Linked DNA regions of Homo sapiens: all the other regions are linked to region 2. A link is a contact called in ENCODE Hi-C data. All regions are on one chromosome and are shown on one strand. The core of a region is the stretch at or near the end of the contact, and the rest is flanking DNA. Distances in the headings are between cores, read along the strand shown. Region 1 holds the start of AP1S2 (adaptor related protein complex 1 subunit sigma 2). Region 2 holds the start of SCML1 (Scm polycomb group protein like 1). Region 3 holds the start of PHKA2-AS1 (PHKA2 antisense RNA 1).

What was found. Hi-C counts contacts between places; a loop is a spot of excess contacts on that map. Pooled maps may share reads with other maps.
Region 1: a loop to region 2 is called in a map of endothelial cell of umbilical vein, with 10 times the contacts of the local background. The contact joins the promoter of AP1S2 here to the promoter of SCML1 in region 2. A Hi-C loop is called at or near these places in 3 of 168 maps with a recorded cell type or tissue (CD4-positive, alpha-beta memory T cell, CD8-positive, alpha-beta T cell and endothelial cell of umbilical vein) and 8 of 50 pooled maps.
Region 3: a map of gastrocnemius medialis shows a loop between it and region 2 (7-fold over the local background). The contact joins the promoter of PHKA2-AS1 here to the promoter of SCML1 in region 2. A Hi-C loop is called at or near these places in 2 of 168 maps with a recorded cell type or tissue (gastrocnemius medialis and transverse colon) and 14 of 50 pooled maps.

The regions. Positions count from the first base shown.
Region 1 is chrX:15,853,410-15,856,109 of GRCh38, reverse strand. It overlaps AP1S2 (adaptor related protein complex 1 subunit sigma 2), which reads left to right and starts at 1,297. Exons shown (of 6, transcript NM_001272071.2): 1 at 1,297-1,422. RefSeq lists silencers at 881-990, 1,081-1,360, 1,581-1,870 and an enhancer at 659-1,263.
Region 2 is chrX:17,736,130-17,738,829 of GRCh38, reverse strand. SCML1 (Scm polycomb group protein like 1) reads right to left here and starts at 1,337. Exons shown (of 8, transcript NM_001037540.3): 1 at 1,150-1,337.
Region 3 is chrX:18,888,926-18,891,625 of GRCh38, reverse strand. It overlaps PHKA2-AS1 (PHKA2 antisense RNA 1), which reads right to left and starts at 1,330. Exons shown (of 3, transcript NR_029379.1): 1 at 998-1,330.

The DNA of each region.
Region 1 (2,700 bases), core at 48-2,547, 1.9 Mb after region 2:
ACCTCTGCAAAAGGGGCATGGCCCAACAAAAGCAATTTTCTCGCTTCCTTTGTAAGAACCTAGGTGACTCGGGTAATGAATAGCATTTCGATATGGGAAACCCGTGGCTCTTCAAGGAAGGTCACCTAATCCCGTGGGACTCCCCTTTCCTTATCTGTAAATGACTAGATGATTCATCCATTCTATCATTCAGAAAATTATGAACATCCATTATGCCCAGGCATTACGCTCAGCATTACAGCTCTTAACAAATTTATCATTTTATAGTCTTTATCAGTCAACTCACATTTATTAGTTGTTATATACCAGGCTGTGAACTAGATTGAGATGCAAAATGAATACAATTTAAGGTGTGCTAAATAAAGGCTAACGGGCATGTGGGTGAAAGAGGGAATCGCTCTTACAGGGTTTTAGGGTGAGGCTTCATAGATGTGACATTTGGGAGCAAGGACATGCCAGGCACAGCAAGTCGTCGGCAGTGCTAAACTGGAACCCAGGCGGCTGGTGGGGCGACCCAGTGTGAAGGAAGCGGGATCTCGAAGGTGAGGTGCTGTCCGGGCTTTTCAGCCGAACGGACGGTAACTCATCCAGTCCGCAGCACCGAGGATGGGCGAGGCGAGCCCAGGGAACAGACTCCCGCGAAGCTCGGGGCGGAAGGTGTCTGGGCTAGGGCTGGAGCAGTGCAATGGGAAGGAGAGGGCGGATTCCGGACAATTTTGAGGCAGAATGATAGCAAAAGGCCCGTGAATGCGTGACGAGCTCCACAGAAGAGCTGACTTGTTTTTCCAGAGTTGCAGCACTCCCTCGTCTCCTCCCACCCTCCTCGTCAGCCGTCACACTTCACACTTCCTCTCTGGGGACACAGAGAATCATTAGAGCTCGAACGTGGCTCTTCGCTGTCCGGAACTTCCCTGCCCCGCACCACCCGCTAGGCTAAGGACGCTGCAGAATCCCGTCCTCCTATCATTAAACAAGCAGGACAGCCGCCCGCGCGCGTCCCGGAGGCACCTGCAAGAGCGCGCGGGCGCGCGGGCGCTCGGGCCCGGCAAACGCCGCTTCCGGGTCACGTGGCCCGGCTTCCGGTTCGCACCTCCCCTCAGCGAAGAAACCTCCAATCGGCTGCCTTGGACTCAGCGGTTACCCGCGCTGCCTCCGGTGCCGCTGGCGACCGCTGAGCCGCTTCCCGCGCGTCGCCTAGCCCGCCCCTCAGCTCGCCGCAGCCCCGGCTCCTCCCTCGTCCGGCCCCCGGGGCGGGGTCTGTCAGCTTGCCCTCCCCTCTCCGCCTAAGCCTGCCCTATGCCAGCCGGGTGTCCTCCCCACAGCACCACGGCTTCTCTTCCTCAGCACGGCGACAGGGGCTTCCCCTTCGCCGCCGCCGCCGCCGCCGGCCAAGCTCCGCCGCGCCCGCGGCCCGCGGCCGCCGTAAGTCCCTGGGGGCGAAAGGGGGCGCCGGGGATGGGGGAGAGGGGGAGGGAGGACTGGGCGCGCCCCCCGCCACCCCGCGCGCGCCCCGACGACCCCACCCCGAGCCTGCCCGGCCCGCCACTGGGTCGCCGCGCCCGCAACTCACTTCTCTCCGTGTCCGCGCCCTCCGCACCACTCCGCGCCGCGCCCGGGGATGTGGGGGCCAGTCCCGGGCTCCGCGACAGCCTCGCGGCACCTGTGGTTCGGGAATCGCCTCAAGTTTTGCGGGGCGCTTTCGGGAGGGGCCGGGGGCGGTGGCGGCCGAGGACTCTTGGCGCCCCCTGCGCGGCGGCGGATGCCATTGTCTGCTCCGCTCCTTGCCTGTCACCTCTCCCGGGCTTGGTCAGTGATGGAGTGTGGCCACGGGAGTGGGGGGGAGGCACCGGCGACGGCCGGACCCGAGGAACGCTGGCCCCGAGCCCGCGCCGCGGCTGAGCCCATTGTTTTTAATGCCAGTCTCGAGGAATTGTGGTGCCCTGTGATTTGCGGCAAAATCAAAGCGTTGGTTTTTAACACGAGGGAAGGAATACTCGTGCTTTGCAACCGGGTTTCGTCCCATGTTAGGACATAATTTATTTTAAGGAGAATACATTGTTTTTTCGTCCTGCAAAGTGGTAGGGCGGATACAGGACCCTGCTCCAGACAGCCTTGAGCCCATACTCTTCGCAGGCAAACCCTCACCCTTTCTGGTCACCAAGATCTAGGAATACGAGGTCCATTCTTTTCCAAGTTCTGGTAACGGGTTTGCAGTAAATGCCCAGTTGATGCTTCACTTCCTGCCCCCTTCGAATGCCGCTATCTTCAGGACTTGCACGGGAGGCACTTTGGTATCACCTAATAATGTCCTTATATTTTGTTCCCCTGACGCATTTTAAGTGAGGTAATAAGACCATTTTAACTTTACTAAAGTTGAATTGCCACGTCATACATTTCTAGATATCTTGTTGATACCTTTTTGGGTGGTTACAAAAAGCGACGATAATTTCTTACCGAAATTTAGGGCCCATTTTTATTCTACATTGGTTCTGTAAATTTCCCCTCCCCGTGTTCAAATTCAAGATGGTGTGGTGAATCTTGAGAATCATGCTTGAATCTTATTTGCAGTAACGCTGTTAAAGGAACTTAACAGTGATTAAAAGAAAAAAGGATACCTATGTGAATTCTGCCTTTAAATTACCTTTGTAGAAACAATACTTCTGTTTGCAGTTGAGATGACCAATTGGATTACAAAAAGCT
Region 2 (2,700 bases), core at 88-2,587:
AAACTCACTTATATTTACCACAGAAATCTAAACTCTTGATAACATAAGAACAAGAGGCCGTCTGATTTTCTAAAAGACTTTTTTTAGACATTAAAGACATTTTCAAAAGTCGTAAATATTCGCTCCGGAGGCGCAAGGCTTTCACCTGCCATTAATTCATCAGATAAGGCACAGCTCACAATGAGGCGCCACTCCCACCGGGACCACTTTGAGGAACACACAGCAAAACGCTCTGTTTGTTTTAAGAACAATCACTTTCTAAACCTTCCTGCGGGACTCTCAAAGGCAGCCCTTCCTTTGCCGCCAGAACCGCATCCCATCGCCCAGCACTTGCCGCAGGCCGGACAAGTGAGGCCCAAAAGGGCACCCAGCCCACGCCCCGCTTTAGAAAACACCGCGCGGCAAAGCTGCTTGGAAAATCGCTATCTTTTAGTCAACCTGAAGCCAGTTTGCCGCACTCGGGGAGAGCCGGGGAGAGGAGGGAGGGACGCGATCCGCCACCAACCAAATCAGGGCCTTTCCTGTTAACGACCACGCGGCAAGGGGGCCGGGCCCTCGCACGCCTCGACGGCCTCCCCCACTCCAAAGGGACTCCGATTTCGCAGGATCTCCCGCCTCCCGCCTCTGCTCCCAACACCCTACGTTTTTCTCTTCCTCCTCATTTACGTATTTACAATAAAACAGCGAAGCTGCACAGTCTGTCTCTAAATCAAACGCGGTTACCATCAAAGCCTCAGACTCTATGTCTCAACCGCAAAAGGTCTGACAGGAAATCAACTCGGGAGTTTGTCAATTCTTTAAACTCAAAGCTCTGTTAACGAAATCTGGATCCTTCCTCGCTCCCCACCTGCCTCCCCTGACAGGAGAATGACTGTAAAAGGATCCTGTCGTCCCCGAAAGTCAGCACCAAGCACTTCACAAATTGTCAAATCTCAAAAGCTTACACGCGCGGGCACTCCGGAAAGGCTGTGGGGACCACCCAAAGCACCCCCCTCCACACCGCGGCTGAAATTGGAGGCTGCGAAGTCAAGACTCGCTCTTCCCCGCAAAGCAAACCCTCTCTCCTCAGGAGAGCCCCGGCCCCTAAGCCAAATCGTGTATTCCCGTGACGGAAAGTTCAAGGTGAGGAAAAAGTACGACTGGACAGACCTATTTTAGTGACAGAGCCTGTCACGCCGGCCTCCGGAGGTCGCGGTAAAACTGCTCGCAGTAGTCCTGCCTCTCCGATGGGCGACAGCTGTGACCGTTAGGCCACTCGACGCTTCGGAAAGGTCCTGGCACCGGAAACCGGGCCTGGTCACGCGCACGCGAGACCAGTGATGCCCTGACCCCTGAGTGGATCAGAGAGCTCCCGCGACGCCGAATTCCCACACTCGCGGTTGGGGGGGGGGGGGGGGGGGGGGGGGGCGGGACTACCCGCTGACCAATCGGAGTCTGGCCACTGACAGGCGTCACCGTTGATCGGCCAATCCGCGGGTGCTCTCCCAGTCCTTGGGTGAGGGCGGGAATTTGCTAAGGAGATGGCTGTGGGGCGGGGCCGAGGGCGGGAATTTGCTGAGGAGATAGCTGTGGGGCGGGGCCGAGGGCGGGAATTTGCTGAGGAGATGGCTGTGGGGCGGGGCCTCTTACCTCAGGTTTTCCTTCGCAAGACCCGCAGGATTGAAAATGGACGTTAGGCCTTTCAGAGACTCGCGCGCTGAGTGGTTTCTGCGGCTGCGCAGGAGGCTGGCGCGCATGCGCAACCCTTCTAGTGGCGTTGTAGTTAGGGACGTGGTGTCCCCCCTTCGTTGTTGGGGTGTCCGAAGCTTTTTTTTTTTTTTAATGTGATCCCGCCCCTCCCCCGCGCTCTGTGACGCACCAGAGACGTCGTCGTAAACTGGGTTTCCTGGACGCACGCCAGTGATTGACTTGGAATGAGGAGAGGGGCGGGGCCTTAGCAGTTGCCCTGAGCCAGGTCTGGTAGGAAGGGCGAGGGGGGCCAGGGTGGGGGGCGGGCAAGATATTTCCAGTCTCCAGCACCCACAAGTTGGACTGGGGAACTAACGCAGACCTTGAAGGCAGATTTACTGGATTGGACCCCCAGCTCCAACACAGTCCTCCTATGGCCTTAGGCAAGCCAAGTAACCGCTTTGTGCTTCGGTTTCCCCATCTGTAAAATGGGTATAATATGGGGACTACATGAGTTAATGTATGCAAAGCACTTAGAACAGTACCTGGCATAGAATTTTGCTATTGTAATAAAGGCTATGTGACATCATCTAGTGGCATATAGTCTTACATACTTATATCGAGGCTGCTCATCTTGGGAAGGAGACACAGTCTGAGTAATTATCAGAAGCAAAGCAGGCAGATATTTCAAAGTAAAGCTATACATCTTTTCTTGGCCCAGAGAGGAGCTACAAAGAAAGTATACTGGACGTTGGAAATGTATCATTTTTCCTCTCAAATACGAAGCTAGATTAAAGCCCATTATAGATATAGTATATGTTTTTTTTTTGTTTTTGTTTTTGTTTGAGACGGAGTTTTGCTCTTGTTGCCCAGGCTGGAGTGTAGCGGTGTGATCTCGGCTCACTGCAACCTCTGCCTCCTGGGTTCAAGCGATTCTCCTGCCTCAGCCTCCAGAGTAGCTGGGATTACAGGCGTCTGCCACCATGCCCAGCTAATTTTTGTATTTTTAGTAGAGACGGGTTTCACCATGTT
Region 3 (2,700 bases), core at 81-2,580, 1.2 Mb before region 2:
AGCCTTTGCATGTGTGTGTGTCTTTAAGACATGCCCGACAGAAACAAGAGTCTTGGAGATGACACGTAATTCACCTGCCCCGTGGATCATTTCAAACAGATAACGTGGGAAAGGTATAAGAAGGTATAAGTCATGAAAGTTGTTCTTGGAAAAAGCTCAGGAAGAGTTAGAGCCCTCCAGAATGAGCCAGGTGCTAATTTAGAACAGTCACCTGCCTGCCAATGATGATGACGTGCTCAGCCACCAAGCTGCGGGCCGGGAGAGGAGCCGTAATAAGCGATTCCACCAAGCCTTCCAGCCACTCCTTTGAAACCTCTTTAAAATGAAATCCTGAAATAGGACCGCATTTCCACAGGCATCAAGCTGTCAGCTTCAAAGGAGAACAGGCTTCTGAGGCCTGGCCCCTTCAGCGCGCAGCTGAGGCCCCCCTCCCCGAGGAGAGGAGCAGATGTTTGAGGGCAGAGGGCCTGTCCTGACAGCACCTGCGTGGAGGTGGCAGGAGGGGATTGTTTCTAGGCCAGGCGAGAGGAGCCTGGCAGCCCCTGGAGCCTCGAGCCGGGGGTGGCGGGGGCAGGAACTTCTACCTCCCTGCTCAGAGCCAAGAAGTCAATTTGAACCTTTGCTGGGGCTCGGTATTAACACGTTCTGCCTTGGAGGGCAAGCCGGTGGGGCCAGGAATAAGCATTCCTTTTAACAACTTCAGTTGAAAAGCAGCCACCGCCCCACCCGCTGCTGTCCCTGGCTCTCATCAGGTGAATTCAGCATTCCTGCCACCCTGCCAGTGCCTCTGTGATCCTGGGCATGAGTTGACCACTATGTACCTCAGTTTACCCATCCACAAAAAATGCAAAAGGCCAGGACTAAGCATGGGGGCGTGACGTGAACTCCCGCTCCTCCTCTGGTCAAGGGCTTCATGCTTAGAGGAAACCAGATAAGCCCTATTGCAACCCCACCTGGAGTGGAGTGGGGGAGGATGAGGAGGAGGGGGAGACCCTACCTTCCACAGGCCCAGGGACTCGAGGGGTGGGGCTCCATTAGGAGATCAGTCGGGGCATGGTGAAGGGGAGGAGAGGTTGTCAAGGCTCAGCTGCCTGGACAGAGAGGATGGAAATACTCCCTGTGTGAAAAAAGAAAAGGAAAAGACCCCAGATCAGGAGGCAGGAAATGCAGTTTGGCAGAGTTGGTTGATGCCACTTACTTCTGGACAAGAAGACTGGAGGCTTGGCCACCCTTGATGGAAATTGCAGCAGAACCATCTCTCTATTCTGTTGATTCCCGCACCAGGCTGGCAAATAGCTTTTGTCTTTTCTGCTTCCTTGTTGCAAAAGGGTACAAAAGCCTCCCACCCACCCCACCCCCAATCGCCCTTTGTGCCATTATCTTTCAAGGTGACTTAGCTTTTGAAGTCCCTGCCATCTGCTCTGCAGGCCTGTACTTTGCAGGATGTGAGAGCACCGCGTTCCCAGAATGCCTTCTGTTCTACCCGACGTGGCTACTGATAGCTCTGCCTGTGAGGGGAAAAGAAAGCTGCGCTGTGGCCCCCTTAAAGCCCAGTCCCTGCTGTCTCCCTCAAAAAGCCACTTAGGAAAGCCACGGCCTTGAGGTACCAAGAGAGTTCTTTGAGAAATGAGAGTGGAAACTGTGAGAGAGGCTGCTCTGCAGTCGAGTGCTGGGCACGTCTGACGATGCCTGGGAGAGGAAAAAATTCCATCAAAAAACTACCATGGTTTTCTTTAGAGGAACATATGTGCACTTTTGGCAAAACATGCCTTCTCAGGAGAGCTGGAATAGTTGGAACCAATGAACTCTGAAGTCATGTGATTCGTCCCTCTGTCTTCGTGCAGTCCTTAAACTATTCTGAAAAATGCATGAATCCAACACGAATCCTAGCATTTCTGCCATGCCCACTGAGGGCCAGGCAGGCATACAGCCTGGTTGGGGGGTGGGAGGGTGAAAAGTATCTCTTTTTGTGCTTGAAGGCCCCTGAGGAAGCCCCTAGGCTCCCGTGGTGAGTGTTCCCTGCGCTGGCCTAGCAGGGTGTTGGTGTCTTGAGCCCGAATCCTGTGCAGCATTGGCCCAACCCTTGCAGGTGGCCGCCACCCCTTTCCCCTGCAGCTGGCATAGCCAAGGTGCCAGGCTCTGCAAAGGGTAAGCTGCATCTGAATTGGGCACGAGGGGATGGTTGTGCCTTCCACATCTCCTTTTGTGAAAGATCTTCCCAGATGCAAACCCAGGATGGACTTGCCAAAGAGAAATCCCAGTAACTGGCTCTAATCTCTGTGCCACCAGCTGCCATTGTCTCGAAGTTCATTTGCAAACAACAGAAACCAACTGTGGCTGGGTTAAGTGGGAAGTTTATTAAACAATATTGGATAGGTCACATGGTCACCAGGCTAAGCGGCTCCCTAGCCAGGACCAAGATCCCATGTCATTCTCCAGTACTCCCAGGTTCATACCCCAGGACTTACACCACAGACACCCCCAATGCTGGGCACTGTCACTGGGACCACTGCCTCTGCTCTTTTGGAAACTAAATGTAGAGGCTTCTACTTGTCACCAAAAGGGATTTTAAACAGCCACTAGCTGCCACTTCAAGGTCTCAGGCAAGCATACTGCCTCGGCTGAGGGAGAGGTTAGAAAAAACAGCATCCAGCCAGGCGTAGTGGCTTGTGCCTGTAATCCTGGCGCTTTGGGAGGCCT